2 separate regions of the Homo sapiens genome follow, and region 1 is linked to region 2. Evidence: read pairs that join two places in POLR2A ChIA-PET (ENCODE). Cell type or tissue: HCT116. All regions are shown on one strand. Each heading gives the region's core, and the rest is flanking DNA. Links, peaks and the distances in the headings are about the cores only. Region 1 has its middle 290 kb from the start of LRP1B. Region 2 has its middle 350 kb from the start of KYNU.

Region 1 (5,391 bases), core at 68-5,067, 110 kb before region 2:
AAATCCTAGAGACTTCTGTCCTGTTCTCACCTGTGGAATTACATTCAAAGATGGACAGCTGAGCCATGAAGTCATAATTAAAAAGAAAATTGCAGTCTTTGTTTGCAGTCTCTAAGAACATTAAAGGGGATCCAAATTACAGTGCAAGACTGCTCAGGAGCTTTCTTCTCCCTCCCTAGTACTTATCCTTAGCAGCTGCTGAGGTCTGCTCCTGTGAGGCTGTCTTTCAATTTCCAGCAAGTGCTATATTTTTTTTTTCTCTTTACCGCCTCTCCTCTTCTGCTCTCTCCTCATTCTTTATTAAATAGTTTGATCTATGTACTTTGCTAAATCCTCCCTTCTTTGCTTTTGGTTTCTCTAGTTCTATCCTACTCTCTGATTCATTCTTTACCTATAAAGAGATCTGAGAGTCTGAGAGTCGAAGCTCTTTTTTACCTGGGAGTGGTGCTGGGGCATAGAACTGGATGAGACATAGAATTGGATTCAGTTAAGAGCAATCACAAGTAAATATGTCTTATTGTTTCATATTTGCATATATTAAAGGTATACACATTGAGGAAAAACAAAATCAAAATTTTGGCTTCTAATTCTAAGAAAAGAAAAATAATCTCTTTCCTATCATAGGACCTTTCTAATACAGTGATCTTATTGAGACCCTCAGAGTCTCTGATTTCACATTGCTAAACAGATTATTGCTTTTGTTTGCACAAATATTCTGATGGGTGTTAGGTAAGCAACAATAAGCTGAAGCTAGATATCTGAACTGGGGGAAGTCGAATTTAGTGTAAGATATAAAGAATTTGAGATAAATGTAGACTGGAGGTACAAAGAGAATGAGGGGGTGAAGTGGTAGGATGGGGAGAAGGATGGGGAAAACACTGTTTTCAATGTGATTAAAAGGCAAGTGAGAGCCCCTCAAGGCTGTCAACTGAAAAAGGGTTTAAGAGAAGAATATCTATTTTCCTATATAATGTTTAATGCTCTTCTATGTCCCCAGAACATTTTTAAGGTTTTCCAGTGGCACAGGGCCTGGTGTGTGTGTGTGTGTGTGTGTGTGTGTGTGTGTGTGTGTTGATTCTTAATCTTAAGGGAGAGTAAGTTTTATATCAATTTCAACAATTCACAACTGAATACAGACCACACCTAGTTAAGAGAAACATAGTTCATAAATTGATATAATTCTTTGGAAATAGGGATATGGCTAGAATTGGTTATGGGAGTACAAGTCCCCCACAATATTTTAAAACAGTGGGGAGTCTGAACTTTCTTCATCTTATAAAATGGGGGTTCAATCAATTTAATGTAGATTTTTAAGGACAAGGACACTCTGGCTGCCATGTGGATTCTTTGAATGTTGCTCAAAATCTGAATCATCAACTTAATACATCCATACTCATTCTATGTATTCATAACTATAACAATCCTGTAGTTCTTGAGAATATACATTCATAAGAACATGAATATTTTTTAAAAATACACTTAGCCCAATAGATGAAATCGGTTAATAATATCCAGAAAATGCTTATACAAATTCACCTCTTAACTCCAGTCTCAACGCCTGGTTTGTTAGCAGTTCTGCGATTTCCAAATCCTCTTTAAAAAGCTTTTGAATTGCCCTGTTAATGGAGGAAGAGCAAAATATAGCTAAAGTTTAACCCGCATAATTATACCTTGTGTTTCCTCTAAGACATGTCCATGTACTGCATGTAGACATGCCACTTGCCAAGATCAAAAGTCATGTTGTGATGGAAATTACTCTGAATCCCACCGCATGTCTACTGTAATATCTTGTAAAAATATTTTTCAAGGTAAATTAAAATTTATTTGAAATTCCAAGGGTCCGTTTATTTATTTATTAAGCAAATGCTTTTGCCCCTTTTGTGCTAAAAAATATAAACCTTACAGTGTCTTCTCTCTTTTAATCTTCTTATAGTCTACTTGGGAGATAAATACATAAGCAGATAATTTCAATCCTGAGATACATGAACAATAACACAAAAAGGCTTTGAAATTTAAATAGTAATCTAGCAGGTTTCCTGGAAGGACTAGCACATTTATTTGTTTTGTGTTTATGTCTCCACTAAGAAAAGAAATGTTTGACCCCTAACCCCCAGTAATTAAGAATGTGATCTTATTTGGAGATAGGATTTCTACAGGGTGGGCCCTAATCTAATATAATTGGTGCCCTTGTAAAAATGAGAAATTTACAGAGAGAGAGACACACACACACACACAGGGAAAATATCATATGAAGATGAAGATGGAGATCAGGGTGATGCATCTACAAGCCAGAAAATGGCAAAAAATAGCCAGCAAATCTTTAGAAGCCAGGAGAGAGGCATGGAACAGGTTTTCCCTCACAGTACTCAAGCCTGCCAATAGCTTGATCTTGGACTTCCGCCCTCCAGAACTGTGAAGCAATAAATTTCTATTGTTTAAGCCACCCTGTTAGTGGTACATTGTTACAGCAGCCCTAGGAACATTGTTTTGTTCTTGGAAGAAGTAGTATTTAAGCCCTGTCCTGAAGCATGAAAACAGTAGAAAGAAAGCAACATTGGGAAAGGCAATACACACCGAAGAAACAGGATGGGCAAATGCCTGGAGATATAGGAAACAGGGTAGTTTCAGACACCTGCCAATAGCACTGAGGGATGAAGGCAGAGAGTTCACAGAAGAAATAGAGGAGTGACTAGGAACCAGATAGCAAAGTGTTCTTCATGAATCCAGGCAAGAAATGATGGTGGTCTGTAGTTGTTGACAGTTGTTGTGAAACCTCAGTTCTTATCTTCTTGGTTTAAAGGAATTTAAACAAGAGACACACAGCAAAGAAGATGCAGTATAGTGCAATTTATTGCAAAAAACAAAGAATAATCTGAAAGTTAGGCACAGAATAGATAGTACATTATGAGAGACAATTCAGACAGGCTGCTCCTAAGGATGAGACAGTGTGGACTGTTACTTGGGAAACTCCCTTTATGGGGGTCTTACATGATTATTCATAAGAAGGGAGGGAGAAGTGTCACTAGTAAGCATGTCCTGGGTGGTCCTCTGGGTGCACATACACAGCTGTACATGCTTATTCATACATTGTTTGTCTCATTAGCAAATTAAATCTCCATCCAGGGTTGTATTTTTTACTACTATAATGAGCAAAGTGTCAGTCTGAAGACAGGTAAAATGAAACTGCACATGCTATCTACAGGGGAAATTGCCTACTGAATATAGCTTTGCTGGAATGAGCTTTGAAACTATAATGCAAATGCTGGGGCTTATCCTGTTGACAGTGCAGTGTGTAGAGATTCTTATGAAGTCCAATGGACAAAACTTGGCAGTTGGGTCACTATTCGGTTTCCATTTGAGAGTATTGCCTGTTCTCTTTTCTTTCCCCCAAATCTTAGTTTCTGATGTACATTTAAGGTAATCTTGATCTTTTTTATTATAAAATGTGTTCTAAAATATCAGTACATAGAACTGATGCTTATTCTGTTGAAATTTTTGGATTATCACTGACATGAAGAAACATTGCAATAATGTGCTATTCTAACAAGTGGGTTCTAAGCAAAATAATGAGCATGCAAAAGTACATGAGACAGGCTGAAGAAATTTTATAACGAGTAGTTCTGGCAAAATTGAATCACAGTAAAAACAAAAAGGAGTTTCATAGTTATGCCATGGTGTTGTTGGTATTTCTTTTAAAGCCATAAACTTGGGACCCATATTTTGTAAAACCCTTTCTTCAATGACTGAGAGCCACTGAGGATTCTTAAAATGTGGTCAAAGTGACATCTTTGTAAGAACATTCAGTGTTTGCAAGCAAGATTTGCAGGGTAATTGAGAGTTGACTACATATTAAAAAGACTTATCCGGTTTTACCATGAATTTTACTAGAAGATGAAAGCTGGATAAGAAATTGAAATTGAATTGCTTTTCCAAAATGGAATTGTTTTAAATATCACCCAGTGAATTAATCTCTGACAATCATTATTGTATGATAATATTTACTTCTTCCGGACTTGGCAATGTAAATGGTTATGCTTCCTGCTTTTTAGAATCTTTGGATGACAAAAACAATAAACATAAACATAGAAAAGCAGGCAAATGAATCCCACTATATAAAAATCCTAAGAGGTAGTGCTTTGAAAAAAGATAAGTTGAAAAAGTAAATTCAATAAGGAATGGCTTATATTTTAAAAGTGACCCTCTGTGGGAAATTAAATACATATAAGCAGATGATATGAGATAAGAATTGGAAATGTTCTTTGGGTATTCCTTTCAACATTCCTAGTGTCTGTAATGATATTCATTGTACAGCACTTTCATATCTACTATCCCTCTTTTTAAATCCTTCAAATATATTAAAAGTTATTTACATATTATACATATTTACAATCCAACTCCCATAAGCCAGTCCAACAAAGTTTCTACAGAAATTGAATATCAATTGCTTAAAATTAAATAACCGTGTGCTGAAAGTTTGTTTCCTTTTACTTTTTTATTCTTTCTTCTGTTTTATTAATTAATTGACTAATTAATTTCGGAAACATTTATCTCTTGGCATTTTTTGCCTGTATATGCTACACAGAGTATTTAGTCTCAAATTATAATTAGCATATCTTTCCGTTCCCCTGTACATATTTTTCTTTGTAATTGTAGTTTGTTCTTTTTATTTATTGAAGTAACTGGGTCTAAAAGTCTTATACTCTACTACCTTCAGAGGTTGAGTTACTTTATCCCCTTCTCCTACATATGACCTGCAATCTTTCATTCAAGCTGTTACATTTTCTTTAAACACAAAATATAGGAAGGTTTTAAGAAGCCATATACCATCATTCTTCACCTTACTCTGATTTCCTTCTTCCTCTTAGACAAAAGTTCCACTTCCTCAGATCATTCTTTCCTAATCACTACCAAAGTACAAATTGTGTCTACTTCTCTCTTTTTATTTTCTACTTTTTCATTTGCATAATATTATTTTCATAATCTGCACTTTTTTTCATTCTAAATAATATTTTCAGCAGACTCCCTTCACAAAAGGCTCAACATGAGTAGGAAAAATTAGAAACTTCCCTTTAGTCATTGTGTCTTCCTTTTAAATGTTGAAACATGAAAGTTATACTGCAACAGACGTTTGTATTGATTCTGCTTAACCTTGTACCTTCAGTGGCAGGCATATAAACTGCAGCTTGCTTGAATTTGCCCTGCTGCTTGAGAAGGGAGAGTCTGCAGAACATGCATGAAGCTGATATTCATCACCCGTAACTAATGTTCACGACAATTAATACTTGTCTGGGTGTGAACCACAGGTAATACACCACTTCAAAAAGCTCAGCACTTCTTTTCTTTTCCTTTTCTTTTCTTTTCTTTTCTAAATGTATTTAATATCCCTTTCTT
Region 2 (5,391 bases), core at 95-5,094:
GACCATGAGCTATTTAATTTTCTGTTTCTGAGTTATTTCACTTACAATAATGTCCCCCAGATCTATCCATATTGCTGCAAAGGTGATGATTTCATTTTTTTATGGCTGCATGGGATTCCATGGCACATATACACCATATTTTTAATCTAATCTCCCATTGATGGATTAGTGTTAGTTTGAATCCATGCCTTTGCTATTGTGAACAGTGCTGCAATAAACATACAAGTACAGGTGTGTTTTTAATATAATAATTTCTTTTGTTTGGATACTTTTCATACTGAATATATATTAAATTCATTGTGTTTTATCATTAAATTTTTCCACATTAACTTCTTATTTTGAATGAGCATCATTATCCACCTTTGACTGCACAGTTTTATTTTCTCCTTGCATATTACATAGTTGCAAGCATTCTGCTCATTCCAGGTTTTTTGAAATGGATGTGGCCCACCCATGAAATAGAAAGAGCTATCACTGTTATGTGTAATGAGTGCTATAATCTCTGCTTACACGTCTCACTTCATGATATAAAATCTTGTGACAGATATCACTATCATCATCTTCATTGCTTCAGAGATGAAGTTCTTGAGACTTCTAGAACTGACAAGTCCCACAGTTAGTAAAGGGAAGAATCAAGTTTTAAACCAAGAGGTGTTTAAATCCAAAGTTCATCTTTTTAACCATTATATCCCATATGGTAACACTTGCTTCTAGAAATGTTATACAATAATTATTCCATATCTACAGGTTCCACATCCGAGGATTCAACCAACTACAGATCAAACACATTCAGAAAAAAGAATAAAAATAATATAATAAAAATAGAGCTTAGCAACTATGTAGCATTTACACTGTACTAGGTATGATAATTAATATATGAAAGAAGGTGGATAGGTTATGTGCTAATACTATGCTATTTTATATAAGGGACTTAAGCCTCTGAGGTTATTGCTATCCCGGGGAGTTGGGGGGATCCTGGAACCAATCCCTGTAGATACTGAGGGATTACCGTATAACACTGCCCTTCACTCACCCATTTAATGCCACCTATTTTCTCTTACTCACATTCTCCTAGGCTCTTTAATTCCTAGGCTCTAAGCCTTATGTCAAATATTCTCCTTGAGTCTATTTGATAACTCATCCAAACCAGCCATCATTGTTTTTTCCCTTTTAATCTCAAACATGCTCATAATAATGAACTGCCTTCTGATTCCACCGACCTCAAATTATGAGCTGGACGATATTTGTAACAAGCTTGGGCAATGCCAGGCCTGTATTCTTGTAAGCCATATTCATAAAAGCAATGCCTGTTCCATTCATTCACTGTATTTGTAACGCATGTAGGGTTTTTCATTAGGTTTTAATATTGATTCAGTAGAAAGGGAAAATATACCCTCCTTTGAGAAGAACAAACTTTTTTTTAATGAGTTATCCTTCAAGAAAGAATTCTGTTTTAATTAAAGGCTAAGTATGAAGTAATTACTCATTTATTTTGTTTGACTAGATTTAGTAAATTGTGCACCTGAATATTTTAAATACATTATGATCACAGCCCTTGATACCTAGTGCAGTTGGGCCAAGAGCAAGACTGTTAACTAAGGCTGCATTGTTTAATACTCTTCTATCTCAATAAGTGTTTGCACTCATTTTTCTGACCCATGAAATACTAGGAGGTATGTATCTCACTAATATTTATAGCTCTTATATTTATCTTCTTGCTAAAAAAAAATGCATTTTAAGCTTGAATGTTCTTCAGTAGTTGTGACGTATGTTTTGGGTAATTGCATGAAATCATAAAACATGGCCAGTGTAGGAGATAGGAAATTTCAAAAATAAAATCTGTGTTCATTACTTAAAGTGTAAATGAGTTCACAAGGATATTGATGTTCTTTTTTAAGCTTTCTGCTCCCTTTGACCCTCTTTTTTTTTCTTTTTCTCTGTCACAATAACTCAGTGCTATATTACAAATTATATGACACGAAAACCAACATTATATCTAATTTTGAGATGTTTATTTGTTTTCCCAGCTGTAGTGGTTCTAAGAATCTTGTATTACTGAAAATGCTACCTATTGTGATGAGCCTGCTATCATTTTATTCTGAACAAACCTCATTCTTCAGCCTGTCAATGTTTTAAAGAGGATGGGATACATTTGGACAATCTTTTGTCTTATTGATTTATTTTTGTAACAAATCAGGCTGTCACTCTAAACAAATTGCCTTCCTCAGATTATGCTTTCATTGTAGACATACGACATTTTTTCAAGTTCTTTGAAAAGTGTTTAATTGTTACGAATAATAAGGGTAACTATTAGGCAAGTTTCAGATTGCTTCTCATTTGAAGTTTCCATCAGTTAAAGAAATCTAAATGTGTTTCAATTTGGTAATAGAATGTTTATAAATGTTTATGAAGAAGCTTACCAACACAAACACAAGTAAATACAAGCCACCGAGTCTTTTAGAACAAATGCATAGTAACACTGAAATTATAACCATTATACACTTAACATTATGTAGAAGATACCTATGGTATAATAAATACATTTGGTCTTTTTGTCCCCAGTTCTTAGTACAGGGCTCCTAAAACACTAGGAAAAGATACAGGAAAAAATACAGAAAACACTAGAATAGATACAGGAGCGTCTTTTCTCCTTTTCTTACTCCTAACAAGCATCTTTTGATCACATCTAGGTTTATGTTAATATGGTGACTTAGGGTAGAGCCCCTAGATAGCCTTAGTATGGGGCAGATCATCAGAAACAACAGGTAATTGGAGGGTTAAAACTTTCAGCCCTGCAGAGTTACTTCCAGGAAGAGGGTGGAAGAAAGGGAGATTAAGCTCTATAAAGACTCCTGAGCCACAAGATTCCGTGAGTTTCTGGGTAGGTGACCACATCAAGGTGCTAGGAGGGAGCATCACACTCCCTCCTGCAACACTGACCAAGCCTTGCCCATGAATCTCTTCTGTATGTCTGTTCCTGAGTTGTATTCTTTGTGATAAGCCAGTAAATGTAAGCAAAGTGTTTTCCCGAGCTTGGTGAGTCATTCTAGCAAACTACTGAACAGGAGGAAGGTGTCATAGTAACCCTGGATTTATAGCCAGTCTGTCAGATATATGGGAGGCTCAAACGTGCAACCGGCATCAGAAGTAAGGACAGTCTTGTGGGACTGAGCCCTTTTACTTATGGGATCTGATGCTAATGCCAGATAGACAGGGTCAAAGTTCAATTAAACTGCGGGACACCCAGCAAGTGCCCAGGAAGCTGGAGAATCGTTTGGTGTGTAAAAAACCCACACATTTGCTGTCAGAAGCATTGTATTGAGAGCGACAGGAGGTAGCCAAATGCCTAGGCAGATAGGAACGGGTCCCCGGTGAAACCCCACCTCCAAGCCGAAGACCGTTTAAAGCCTGAAAGCCAAGCTACAAGTTAAATCCTCAGACCCAATTGAGAATTTGTCTTCCTGTTTCTTTCTTCCTGTTCACCTATCTTATATATACCTACGCTTTCCTAGTTGGTTTTTCTACACTGTCGTGGCCACCTTTGAGTGGTGTCTTTGCTTTAACCTTTTATGCATACTCACAAACCAATCAGCATGCACTTTCCATAACAAGTCCATAAAAGGCCCCGGACCCAGCCACACGGGGGTCTTTCCCACCTTTGGGTAGAGGGACCCCCTCTGCATCCCCTCTCCACTGAAAGCTGTTTCATCACTCAGTAAAATTCTTCATCCTCCTTATCCTTCAATGTCTAGCATATCCTCATTCTTCTTGGGCACAGTACAAGAGCTCAGGAACCGCTGAATGTGGGTACAAGCTATAACAGAGGCAAGCTGAGGCATGCCAGCATGGCCTAATGAGGCCGGGGTGGGGCTTCTCCGGCCAAGGGTCCCTGGCTTGCAAAGTGACCAAGAAGAAAAATCCTGCATCAGTATGTGTAAGGAAACAGCTTCTGAGTGTGAGTGTGAGCTCCTGAGTGTGTGAATGTTAAGTTGCAAAATGGTATGAGTAGTACATCAGAAGACATTTAGTCAGCCAGTGTCAAATAATCTATTAAGCTGCTGTGGTTCAGAACTAAGCTAAGAACTTTGACATTCATCTCATTTAATCCTCATGACAACTAAGGGAGATAAATATTACTATCATAATTTTACAAATGAGAAAACTGGAGCCTAAAGTCATTCTGTGTAAAAAAATGGATAAAAGCATTAAGGAAACAGGCCCAAGCAGATAACATGAAGAAAAAAAGACCTTTTTAGACAAAGATTTCTAAATGTCTAGAAAAGGAGATAACCTTTTTTTTTTTTCATGCAAGAGATTTTATCATCACAAATTTTGTTTTATTTTTAAAAGTATTTATTAAAGCCTACAATCTTATGCCTATGCCATATGCCAGGGACTACTCTATTATTATTATTATTTTAGAGACAGATTCTTGCTATGTTGCCCAGGCTAGAGTTCCATGAATGTTCATAGTTGTGGTCATAGCTCACTGCAGCCTCAAACTCCTGGACTCAAGTGATCTTCCCACCTCAGTCTCCCAAGCAGCTGAGACTATAGGCATGCACCAGACCATCACAAATTTTAATAGGTAGAAATAAGCAATTACTATTTGAAAACAATTCTTCCAAGAGGTAAAGATGACAAGACTCTATGAAGTTTCCTCAAAAGCTAGTGCTGTGATTCTGCCTCCAGTCAAGGACCACACGTGGCCCCAAGATATTTAAAAACAAATGAGTCATATCATTGAGTAAGAAGTCTCATTGATTACAATATTTTTAACGCTCCAATGCATGTCACTTTGGGCACCTTTTTCTGCACCCACTGTCATATAATTACTCTGCTGAAGTTTTTCTATTTGTGCTGTGACTTCAGGGGTTGAAAAATAAATGAAGTGGAAATACATTGATGGCTATGGTTAGTGAAGAGGTCAAATGAACTTCTCCTAGCTCTGCACTTTGCAGCCACGGAACGCAGAGACTCCGCCTCAAAGATTTCTGCTAAAGAGTTCTGCACTACAGGAAATGAAAACATGTGGTTCTTTTGGAGATGTTAGGGCCAGAAATAAATATAAAAATTATCTTCATCCATTATGTACAAATGAGTTTCCTATTTAAAATAATCAATCAAGAGAGTTAAGGAGAGTGTGATAGAGTTGGCTAGCATAAATATATCTCTCAAAAGTGTATGTACTTTTTCCAAGAGTTACAATGTTTAGGGTTGCCAGATTTAGCAAATAAAACTACAATATGCCCAGCTAAATTGGAATTTCAGATAGTGAAATTTTTTAGTAAAAGTATGCCCACAATATTACATGAGACTTATATTCAAAAAAAAAATCTTGTTTACCCAAATTTAAAATCAATGGGGATTCTGTATTTTAATGTTTTAACA

The links. ChIA-PET counts read pairs that join two places held together with the same protein. Peaks named below come from ENCODE experiments on the same cell type or tissue, not always from the same donor. Only the 100,000 strongest peaks of a DNase experiment are listed, where the experiment ranks them.
Region 1: POLR2A ChIA-PET joins it to region 2 with 5 read pairs; 2 of 35 experiments call an interaction of 5 or more read pairs at or near these places.

What each region holds. Positions count from the first base shown.
Region 1 is chr2:142,420,573-142,425,963 of GRCh38, forward strand. No RefSeq gene overlaps it. Among named protein-coding and RNA genes, the nearest start is that of LRP1B, 290 kb to the left of the region's middle. In HCT116, for the core only: no CTCF peak of the experiment used is centred there; no DNase peak of the experiment used is centred there.
Region 2 is chr2:142,528,548-142,533,938 of GRCh38, forward strand. No RefSeq gene overlaps it. Among named protein-coding and RNA genes, the nearest start is that of KYNU, 350 kb to the right of the region's middle. In HCT116, for the core only: no CTCF peak of the experiment used is centred there; DNase peaks (open chromatin) are centred at 2,914 and 3,110.